2 separate regions of the Homo sapiens genome follow, and region 1 is linked to region 2. A link is a loop called in an ENCODE intact Hi-C map of the cell type or tissue named here. Cell type or tissue: A673. All regions are shown on one strand. Links, peaks and the distances in the headings refer to the core of each region. The heading gives the core; the rest is flanking DNA.

Evidence for each region. Hi-C counts contacts between places; a loop is a spot of excess contacts. Peaks named below come from ENCODE experiments on the same cell type or tissue, not always from the same donor. Only the 100,000 strongest peaks of a DNase experiment are listed, where the experiment ranks them.
Region 1: it touches region 2 in a loop (7-fold over the local background); 3 of 110 quality-filtered maps call a loop at or near these places.

The regions. Positions count from the first base shown.
Region 1 is chr3:193,784,980-193,790,355 of GRCh38, reverse strand. It overlaps LOC105374283 (a long non-coding RNA gene), which reads right to left and starts at 3,104. Exons shown (of 4, transcript XR_924839.2): 1 at 2,962-3,104. In A673, for the core only: a CTCF peak has its summit at 2,049 (motif pointing left); DNase peaks (open chromatin) are centred at 2,055 and 3,335; H3K27ac peaks cover 3,490 bases.
Region 2 is chr3:193,895,126-193,900,501 of GRCh38, reverse strand. No RefSeq gene overlaps it. Among named protein-coding and RNA genes, the nearest start is that of LINC02038, 54 kb to the right of the region's middle. In A673, for the core only: no CTCF peak of the experiment used is centred there; DNase peaks (open chromatin) are centred at 1,301, 1,731, 2,481 and 3,081; H3K27ac peaks cover 5,000 bases.

The DNA.
Region 1 (5,376 bases), core at 130-5,129, 110 kb after region 2:
CAAAATTTAAATCCCTTAAAACCAAGTTCTCTGTCCCTCTATTCCCCAGCAACTACCCCAGCACCTGGTACCTTTCCCAGCACCAGCAAGTGTTTGATGTTGAATAAGTAAATAAACAAATGCACTTCTACTTCCAAACACAAAAATCAGCAGCAGAACGAACTGATGGATTCATTCTTCTCTCCCTGAGTGCTAAGTCTGCAAAATGCCACATCTGGAACACAGATAGAAGATCTAAGGGATGTCAGCAAGAGGAGATCACTGGAAAATGGGGAGTACAGAGATAACATCAATTGGTAATGTGAAATCATCTAATAAATGGATCGGTGATTAATCACCAATTAACCACAAGTCCCAGGACAGATTTTCGAAAGGTGCTCAGAGTTATTGGGCCTACCCAATAAAAAATTATAGTAATCATGACCTGATTTAATTTTTTAACACTGTTTTACACTACTCTCATGGGATAGTCAGGCCAAATGCAACCTCAAAGGGAGGAGTTGGGAGTGGTGGTGTGATGGTGTTGAAAACACTCTAGTCTGGGAAACAGAAGATGTGGGCTCTCTCTTAAGCTCTGCAACCAATTTGGTATGTAGACTTGTCAGAATGATGACCCTTTCCTTCCCCTTCTAGCCTCCTGTAAATCACAGTGGAACTAGGTGCTCCCTCAGGTTAGAGAACGTGTCTGGTTTTTCCATCTGCCTTTGCAATGCTTTGGCTGTTTCCCACTGACTTCTAACAAAAGGCCCTCTGGGTCTACTTAAACACTGGCCAACTAACAGCAGCACATTGCTGGCCAAAGCAAGGTTGACTGGTGAGAACTGTGAAATGGGAGTCCTGAGAAAGAGAGGGCTCCATCAACTCATGAGCCAGGATCTGCCCTTCAGTTTTGATGTTACAGTCACTGGAGATCATTGAACAGGTTAATCAAAGCCAGTGGTCCTGGGTTGGATTCCTTGCTCTGCCATTTTGTCTTTTGGTGCCTCAAGGCTCCCACAGATAAACTGAGGCAACATCTTTGAGCCAGGCTCCTGGACTGCATATTTGCTAAGCTGGCCACAAACACTGCTTGGCCTTCCTCAGAACCCAGTGGTGGGAAGCAGCCCTCTGCGGTGCAAGGAAGAAAACCAGGGATGTCCCCCACCCTCTGCCACCCACTGCCCAGTGCAAATACAGTGCCCATCCCTCAGCAGCAAGTAATTAAATGTTCCCAGGGTGGCCTGTAAATTCTTCACTTCTCTCTTTGGGAGGTAGAAAGGAAAGGAATTCCTACTGAATATTTCTCTATTTTTCTATCTGTGGGTGAATGTGGGTTGAGAGACTGTGTATGTGTAAGCATGGCCCCCCAACCCTGTGCCTTACACAACTAGGTATTTACACACCAGATGAACCCTGCAGGGAAAGGCAAGTCCCCAGCTGCTGTGGAATTTTAAGAGATCTTTCTGGAATGGCCTTATGGGATGTCTGGTTCTAATTGCCTCCATCAGCCAGAGCTGGCGAGCTGGCAGGAGCAATGAGAGGTGCAACTGAACAGATTCCAGTTCACATCAGACCCCCAGCCCTGCCAGAGTCCCCCCAGGGCCAGAAAAGAGAACAAACGTGGCCAAGACGGTGGGTGTGGTGTGGTGGAAAGAACACTCTGCTGGAAGTTGGAAGGCCCAGCCTGCGGCCCAGCCCTGCTGCTAACGCCCTGCCTCTCTTTGGATCCATCACTTTCCTTCTCGGGACTCCAGTTTCTCATCTGCTGAATGAATAGTGAGGACTGGCTGATCTCCAAGGCCCCTTTCTAGTCTAAGATTCAGTGACAGAAATGTCAAGTTCTCATTGCGGAGGGGAGACATTTTCTTCTGAACTTTAAAATCAGGTGCTCTGCATTTTAGATCTTTAAGAAGAATGGGGAAGGGGCGATTTCATTTCTACCCACTATAACCGACCCTTGTCCCAGCCCCAGCCCCATTCCTTCTTCTTGCTGGCTGGGTTGGCTGGAGGTCTGAGCGCTGACCCCGCCACAGAGGCAACAAGATCCCATAGTTCCTTAGTGCCCCCTATAGGCCCCAAAGGCAGTCACACTGAAACGGGAGTGTCCGTGAAGCCACCTTCTCCCCAGCAACACAGGGCTTCGTCTGCTGCAGAGCCTCCGACTTTAGAGGCAGGTGACACAAATGGGCCCCTAATTTGTGATGAATTTCTTCTCTTTTGAGCCTGTTGTTGTTTTAAGGCTCAGACTAAAACCAGTTAACCAATAGCCCCAGCAGGCTGGGATTTGAACACCTCACAGAGGGTCACCAAATAGCAAATACTTCTAGTCCTGCACTTGCCCCGCCAGCCCCTGCCAGGCCCCTCGCCCCACTAACCCCTGCCACTGATGCTTGCACATCTCCAGTGACTGGGAGCTCTTTTCTCTCCAAGTCCATCTGGATCAGTTAGGAATTCTGTTTAGCTGGTAGTAAGAGTCCTAATTGGAGTGACTTTGCCAAATTGGGAGTTTATTTGCCCATCTAAAAGACATCTGTAGATAGGCTGCAGCCTACAAAATGATCAATCATTACCAGAGCACAAGCCTCGCATCAGCCCTGTAACCTCATGGGCTACTGCAGAGTCCCCTGCAGAGGACTACGGGGAACGCCAAAGGCCAATGCAGCGCTCTGCCCACCAAGTCGGGCCCCTTGAAGACCCACGTCATGACTTGTGCTTGCGTCTCGTTGGCCATCCTTGCTGCAAGGAGGGCTGGAAATGTAGCCTCATCACCACTCCAGATAAAACTGGAATCCGATACTAAGGAAGAAAGGGGGAATGGACACTGGTCAGCAAGGAACAGGCTCTGCCACACCGCCCGTGTGCCTTGAGAGAAGTACCGAATGGGGTGGCAGCTGTGTAGTTGCCTCTTCCGGATGCTAACCTCCCTCTGTCTGCAGAGCAGGCGTGGACCTCTTGTGTGCTGCCTCACCTGGGTGTGCTCACCTCATCCAAGAGAACTCCTTGCCTCCTCACACAGGACCAGAGCCTTGCCAAGTTGGTTGGGAGAGATAGTATCTGCCAGATCACTCTCGACTGCAGATGATGCCAGGGAGTAAAACCTCCAACTTCCCCAGAGCCAGGCCTCTCTGGTGCTTTCCTGAGAGAGAACCACGCCGGCTCACCTACAATGACCCAAGCCCAACTCCAACACGCTCCCCAACCCCCACCTCCCCACCCACCTCCAGCGCTCTCCGCCAGGTCTAGAACCAGTGGATATCTCTTGCCAGCAGCCTCTGGCAGCTTTCTCCTAGTCTCCCCGCCCCGTGGGGGAGATCCTCATTCCACGTTTTAATACACACTCACTCCACAGACAGTTCATTGCTTTCTCTCCATTTGTTCTGCTGGGAGCCAAAGCCACTCACCAGTTCAAAGGAAAAAAAAAACTTTTCAATGTTTAAATTTGATATTTAAAATTGTAGATGTAAAACACAGACAAAACTGACTTGGTGTTCTTAGTTTGGCCCAGCTAACACCACAGCTAACTTCTTTTCCTTCCTTCCTTCCTTCCTTCCTTCCTTCCTTCCTTCCTTCCTTCCTTTCTTTCTTCTTTCTTTCTTTCTTTCTTTTTCTTTCTTTCTTTCTTTCTTCTTTCTTTCTTTCTCTCTCTCTTTCTCCTTCTCTCTCTCTTTCTTTCCTTCCTTCCTTCCTTCCTTCCTTCCTTCCTTCCTTCCTTTCTTTCTTTCTTTCCTTCTAGATGGAACCTCACTCTGTCACCCAGGCTGGAGTGCAGTGGCGCAATCTCGGCTCACTGCGACCTCCGCCTCCCAGGTTCAAGCGATTCTCCTGCCTCAGCCTCCCAAGTAGCTGGGATTACAGGCATGTGCCACCATGCCCAGCTAATTTTTGTATTTTTAGTAGAGACAGGGTTTCACCATGTTGGCCAGGGTGGTCTCGATTTCTTGACCTCATGATCTGCCCGCCTCAGGCTCCCAAAGTGCTGGGATTACAGGATTTTTTTTTTTTTTTTGAAATGAAGTCTTGTTCTCTTACCAAGGCTGGAATGCAGTGGCACAATCATAGCTACTGCAGCCTCAACTTCCTGAGCTCAAGTGATCCTCCCATCTTAGCCTCCTGAGTAGCTGGGATGACAGGCACATGCCCAGCTAACTTATTTTACTATTTGTAGATATGGCGTCTCCATATGTTTCCCAGGCTGGTCTTGAACTCTTTCAAGAGACCTTCCCATAACAGCTAACTATTAATATTTAATCAGCTGGCCTCTGGTTTTCTGGTCTCAGATGTCCCAGGTCCACCAGGCTTAGAAGGGAGGCCATTTCTTCCATCAGGCTTGGAAGGGAGGCGGTTAGTTCCCAGGCTCTGCAGCATTTGGCGAATGTCCTTGGACTGCTGCATGGTCACTTTCCTATGAAGAAAACTGAGGCACAGAAAGGCTCTCTACGACAGTTGTCCCTTACCCTGGGCCAAGATATTCAGGGTAGAAGAAGGGCCCAGGTGAAGGGAAGAGAAAGCTGGGGGCAACACAGTGGGCTCCATTTGGGGAACCATTTTCTTTTTCTTTTCTTTTTTTTTAGACGGAGTCTCGCTCTGTCTCCGGGCTGGAGTGCAGTGGTGCAATCTCAGCTCACTGCAACCTCCGACTCCTGGGTTCAAGTGATTCTCCTGCCTCAGCCTCCCGAGTAGCTGGGATTACAGGCATGCGCCACCACACCCAGCTAATTTTTGTATTTTTAGTAGAGATGGGGTTTCACCATGTTGGCCAGGATGGTCTCGATCGCCTGACCTCGTGATCCACCCACCTCGTCCTCCCAAAGTGCTGGGATTACAGGCGTGAGCCACCGCGCCCGGCCTGGGGAACCATTTTCTAAATCTCCCAGGCATGCGTCAGGTCTTACTGTGTCTCCATCTGCACTTTTTCACTTCAACGGCCATCTACATTATTCAATAACTGCACCAATTGTTCGTTATACGAAACTGCATTCTCTTTACAGAGCATCATTTCAAGCAGGCTTCAGTTTTTGCCACGCTTGTTTGACGGGGTCTAAATGTGCCTATTCTTCCTTCCTGTCACTTTCATCCATTCAGTTCTCTCATGAGACTGAACATGTTTGAAGAGAGAGACCCTTAACTATACAATCAGACTAGGATTTCCCTTTAAGATGGAGTTTCCAGGAATGAACTCTGCTTAAAAGCAGAGACCACCTCTTTGGGAATGTGAGGGAGAGAAATAATCAGCTTCAATTTGTGAAGAACCATTTATCATGAATGCTCTGAAACCATGTCTGTTTTAGATCTTTTCTCCAGCATAATTCAGTGATTGCACATATATCATCGAAGCTTCCTAGACTCCTGGGCTCAGCAGATGGCCCCCCAGAGGCCAGCTTTTCCATTTCTCATAGT
Region 2 (5,376 bases), core at 151-5,150:
CGTCACCAATTATTGAATGCCTTTAAAAAAAAAACGAAACAAAACCCAAACCTTACCCCAGCAGATGTGTGTGAGCTGTTTGATCTTGAGGCTGAATAGGAAGCAAAGTATCCAAGACTCAGATTATGGTGCAGAAGAGGGGGAAAAAATCTTAACAGGAACTCTGTGAAGGAGAGAGTTTAGCTTTGATCTTACTATTGAATTTTGCTAGTGGGGTGTGTGTTTATATCTATTTCTATTTATCTTTTTACCTCCATAATTCTGTGCTGCTGTGTCTGTCTCTTGCGGCACTACAGAAGGGAGTTTTGTCTGATTTTGTGCAACACGACTTAAGTCATTTAAAGTAAGAATTTAATTTCTCTGTGAAATAAGGAGAAGACTATAGGTTAATTTATGGATATCTTTTCCTTTAAAGGATTCTAAAATAATTGGGGCCACTTTATCTCAAACCGAATGGAAAAGAGCCCTATTAAAAAGCAGAGAGGCCATGCTTCTAGATGAGCCGGTCTGACTTTATCGTTTAATTCCTAATTTGCACATCTTCCTCACTAAAGAAAACCCAGACCTTAGAAAGTAATCTGACCTTTGCAATTTAGGAGAGAATTAAACAGCATTTGTTTATAGTTAAATTCTATTTCAAAGTTTCACCTGAGTGGGATCTCTTTCTAAAAATAATCAGATAATTTTAAAAGTTAATTTGAGAAATGTACAAAGGCAAATTCCCCTGATATTCTGATAATATAATTAATATAATATAATATAATATAATATGATATAATATAATATAATGACAAAGGAGTGATCAATGGACAGGTTATAGTTGTTCATGCATCTTGTAGAATTGTGGATTTTCCATGAATTTCACTGTGAAATGGAGACATCCATCACAATCTTGCCATTGATTTTTCACTTTGATTTGAGGATTTCTGAAATGCTTTTTATAACCTTTCTTTCTTTGTATGCATTCTTCGGTTAATTTATCCATTTAATCAATCAATATTTGTTAAATTTACAATGTGCCAGGCACTTTACTTACACACTTATAATCTGCACCAAGCATTAAAAAGCATATGTTTATCTGTACTCCAAAAGACATAAGCCAGTAAGAGTTCCTAAATTAAGTACTCACAATTCCCTATAAAACTGTTTTCAGAATTTGTATTATTTAGCATTTTCCGAGGTATTTCTTCAGCACTAGCCAAATACAAAGCACAATGCTAAGCATGGGCATGAACAGGGAGATAAATCATGCACCAACTGTGCTTTCTAAGTAGCTTGGGCTGGTAAAAGGCACACCAAGTCCTGCTAGGGAGCAGATGTATGAGGGTGGGTGGAGTGGCAGGGATGCTACACAGAAGAGAGATTCCTTGGGCATAGGCTGAGGCAGGAACTTGCCAGCTTCTACATATCAAATTGGAATGTCAGGGTTCTGGTGTGGAAGGAGATGTTTTTAAAATGCTGTCTATGGGGCATGACAGTTGTTGGGGTATCCTGCTGGGGCCAAAGCCAATAGAGAGTTAAGCTCCCAAGGGCAACTCTTGCCTAGAACTTACTTAGACTGTCAGCCTTTAGTTTGTGGGTCACAATCTTCTTGAGGGTTCAAGAGAGACCATCTCAATTCCCTGCCAGATGGAAGGCCCACTGGAGGGAATAGGGCCTTCAAAGACGGTGTCCTCATTCCACCCCCAAAGGACTTGCCAAAGCCTTGGGCCTGTTGTTGCTCTCTGTTGCCCACCCCCGCCCTACTCAAAAGAATGATATCAGAACTTCATGCTGTACTGGCCTCAGGGGATAAAAGCATCAGAGTAGGTGAAATGCAGGACCTTGGCCTTCTGATTTAAATCAGCCTAGTGTAGCTGTTGGGTCGGTGGCTCTCACAGACCCCATTCTCACTTTACTGCATTGGGGTCAGTGTGGAATAAACACTAAGGTATTGGCCCTGTGTTATCTGGTATTGAAACTGTTCATGATTTTTCTTAGGGAAGTGTCAGATTTTCATGGTGTTTCGTGCCACTATTAGCCAAAGTATTTTAGATATATAACTTTTGATAGGCTATTTATTTTGATAGGCTAATTTATTTTGGCTAGCTACAAATAAATTAAAATGTAAAATAACTATATATGTTTTATATCTCTAACCATACATATCTCTTTGAATGCTGTCATTAAACAATGATAGATAAATTCCTGCTATGTACATTAAAAGTACCTACTATATAAAAATGAGCAAATACCACAAAGAAATGTGTTTCTTTTTCTATATTTAGTTGTACAATATAGATACATGTAGTGCTATGAAATCTCCTTCCTTCCTTCCTTCCTTCCTTCCTTCCTTCCTTCCTTCCTTCCTTCCTTCCTTCCTTCCTTCCTTCCTTCCTCTCTCCTGGCACTGGTGTCTCTTTTAGGTCCTTGCTGTCACATTGCATGCACTCTTAACCCGAATGCCGATGATAGCCCGCCTTCCCGGCTCTCCAGCCGCCCACCCCAGCACCTCCGCACCGTGCTTCTGAGGAAGAGCTTGTCCTCTCTTTCTGTGTGCTCAGATTACAGGCGTGTGTTAGGGAGGCCGGACGCCTGCACTCTCTGCCTCTCCTTGACTTTCTCTCACAGACATCTCTTTGAATCTGCACCTCCCTCCCTCCCACAGGGGCACACAGAGCATCTGACCCTGTCAGCTTCCAGGAGCTGGGCTTCTTGAAGTCATTACCTCAGGCCATCCTCTTTGGCCTTCACAACTACACCCAATCATACTGTTGTCTCCATTCTGTTTTTCCTAGCCTTTGAACTCCCCCAGCCACTCTAAGAAAACTTTCACATTTCCTTTCATCTCTCTGAAGGCTTCCACATCTGTATTTCTCCTGCTGATGTCCAGTTATACTCAGCTAGCCAGGGGAGGCAGGGAGCATCCACTGTTTTGCCTGTTGGCTCCATCCCCTCATGCCTGGGAGCTGTGCCTGATTTTGCTCGGAGGAACCATCCAGCACCTACTGTGTACAGCCTTGGACGGGCGCTAGCACCATCCCTCAAGGTTTCCGGCTTTGCACTGACCAGGGCTTAGCACGTGACCGTGCCATGGCCAATCGGATTCTCCCTCGGGAATCTGCATCTCAGATAGGCAGAGGCCGCTCCAGAAAGCTGTGATAGTCAATTAAGCACCGCAACAGCTCCTTATCCAGATTTTCCAGTAGTTTCCAGTAGTTTCTTTACCTAGGTCCTGCCTTGGTTCCTGGCTTTTCTGAGACTGATTCTTCTGATTCTGATTCAGATTCTGTAAGCAGTCCTGTATCTTCTCCTAAATTCCTTCTGTGCTTAAGATAGCAAGATTCTATTTCTTTTGCCTGCAATCAAATAAGCTGATAAAGTAGGTCAGTCCAAATAGCTATATTTTTAAGCTCAATTTATGTTATGATTATTCCTGGTTGGTCCATGTGGGAGTCTCCAGAAATCTTCTATATTTTGAAATGATGGCTTTCACAATTGAGTGTTAGAATGAACTTCCTGTTCCCAGGTCTAGAAAGTCACCTAAACTTTCTAGACTGAAGCAAGTGAACTCAAGAGAGGCTGACTTATCTACACTGTTCCTTAAATCCGTGCTTCTCAAACTTCAATGTGCATAAGAATCACCTGGAGAGCCTGTTAAAACATTGATTCTTGGGTCCTACCCCCAGAGATGCTGATCCAGTTGGTCTCGAGTGGGGCCCTGAAATCAGAATTGCAAACGAGCTCCAGGTGACACTCATGTTGTGTTTAAGGATTTCATTTTGAATAGTGAGCACTTTAGTATTATTTTCTCCCCCAGACAAGAGAGACTTCGGAGCACAGCAAGATTCCCTCTAGCTTGTTAAAATGAAAAGACAAGAGACAAGATGAGACTTGCCTTCCAAAGTGAGCTTTAGGAATGTGTGTGTCCCTCACCGGCCTCACTAACGACGTTCATCCCATAGAGTCCCTGAGCAGGGTAAGATGATGGCTGGGTTGGAGAGTATGTTCGAGGGCAGGGGTCTCCCCACAAGTCATGCTGGCATCTCCCCAGAGTCTCAGGTTGCTGGGCAGAAGGTCTAAGTCTACTTCAGTGGAAAGTTCAAGAAAAAAACCAGTGACCGTATAAGATCTTGAGGAAATGCAAGACTGCCTCCTGGGACTATTTGGCGGTGACCACAACTAGATCCAGGACTAGAGCTGACCTCCCTCCTCCCTGTGTCTTCCCCGGCCTTCTTTTCTGACTCAAACACCCTCTTCCCTTCTCTCTTTCAAACCATTTTCTTCCTTTTCTCCAAAACCTTGCTTTGACCTTACCTCTCCCAAGATTTCTCCCCCGCCGTCTTTATTCTACATTTGCCTAACATCTACATACTCAGCTTTTGAAATATGACTGATATGAATCACAGCCACTGCTTCTCTGCCCTTTACTACATCGATGGAGTTTTATTTATCTATCTCAATTCTTGCAACGACCTTATGAGGTATTATTACCCCAGTTTATAGATGAGAAAACAAATTCAGAGAAGTAGCTTGCCCAGATAAGCTACTTAGGATAAACTAGAGACAGAATTTAAACATTTCTCTGACTCTAAAACCCTTGCCCCATACCATACTGCATACTAAATCAATTCAGGGTGTGTGTGTGTGTGTGTGTGTGTGTTTATGTATTCCTATATGTGTTTTAATATTTGGCTTATCCATGTAACAAAAAGCTCACTCAGGCAGGACCTGGGTGCTCTAGGAGAGTATTCTAGTGGTTCTCCTGACCAGGCTCACATCCGATGGAGTACTTAGGGCCATGCTTCTTCCTAGAGCAATCATTCCAGAAATGTTGTTTACCACAGATGTGTTGTTCTCTGATGGCTGACATTTCTGAACACAGGCAGGGTTGGGCACATTGCTGGAAGTGAGAAGCATTTTTTCCTACTTACCAATCATCTGTGTTTTCCATTCAGATCTATGGGACAGATGAGAAATTGGCTTCCCAGGAGGAATAAAGAACTCATTATTTGTCATCAGCTATTGAGAGTCTGTTTTCTGCAGACCATGGGGCTGGATCGTAGAAGGCGGCACAGAGGAGGGCCCTAATTGGGAGGTCTTGGACACGGGGTGTCCTGGGATGCAGAGTTGCAGGAGGAGGGCCAGCAGGAGAGGGCAGGCAGGGATCAGGCCAAACTTGGGCTGGAGGAAACATCCTTATGATAGTACTGGTGTCTGGGCCAGACCGCAAACTATCCTTCATGCTGAACCTAAAGGTGTGTGGCAGATGCAGGTGCCCCCTGGAAGGGGTGCACTGTAGTTAAGAGTTTTGGGTGGTAGAGGTGTCGGGTATGTGGCAGCATTGCTAACACAGGTGCTTGGTTCATTCAGCCAGGGGCCCAGACAGTGGCTGAG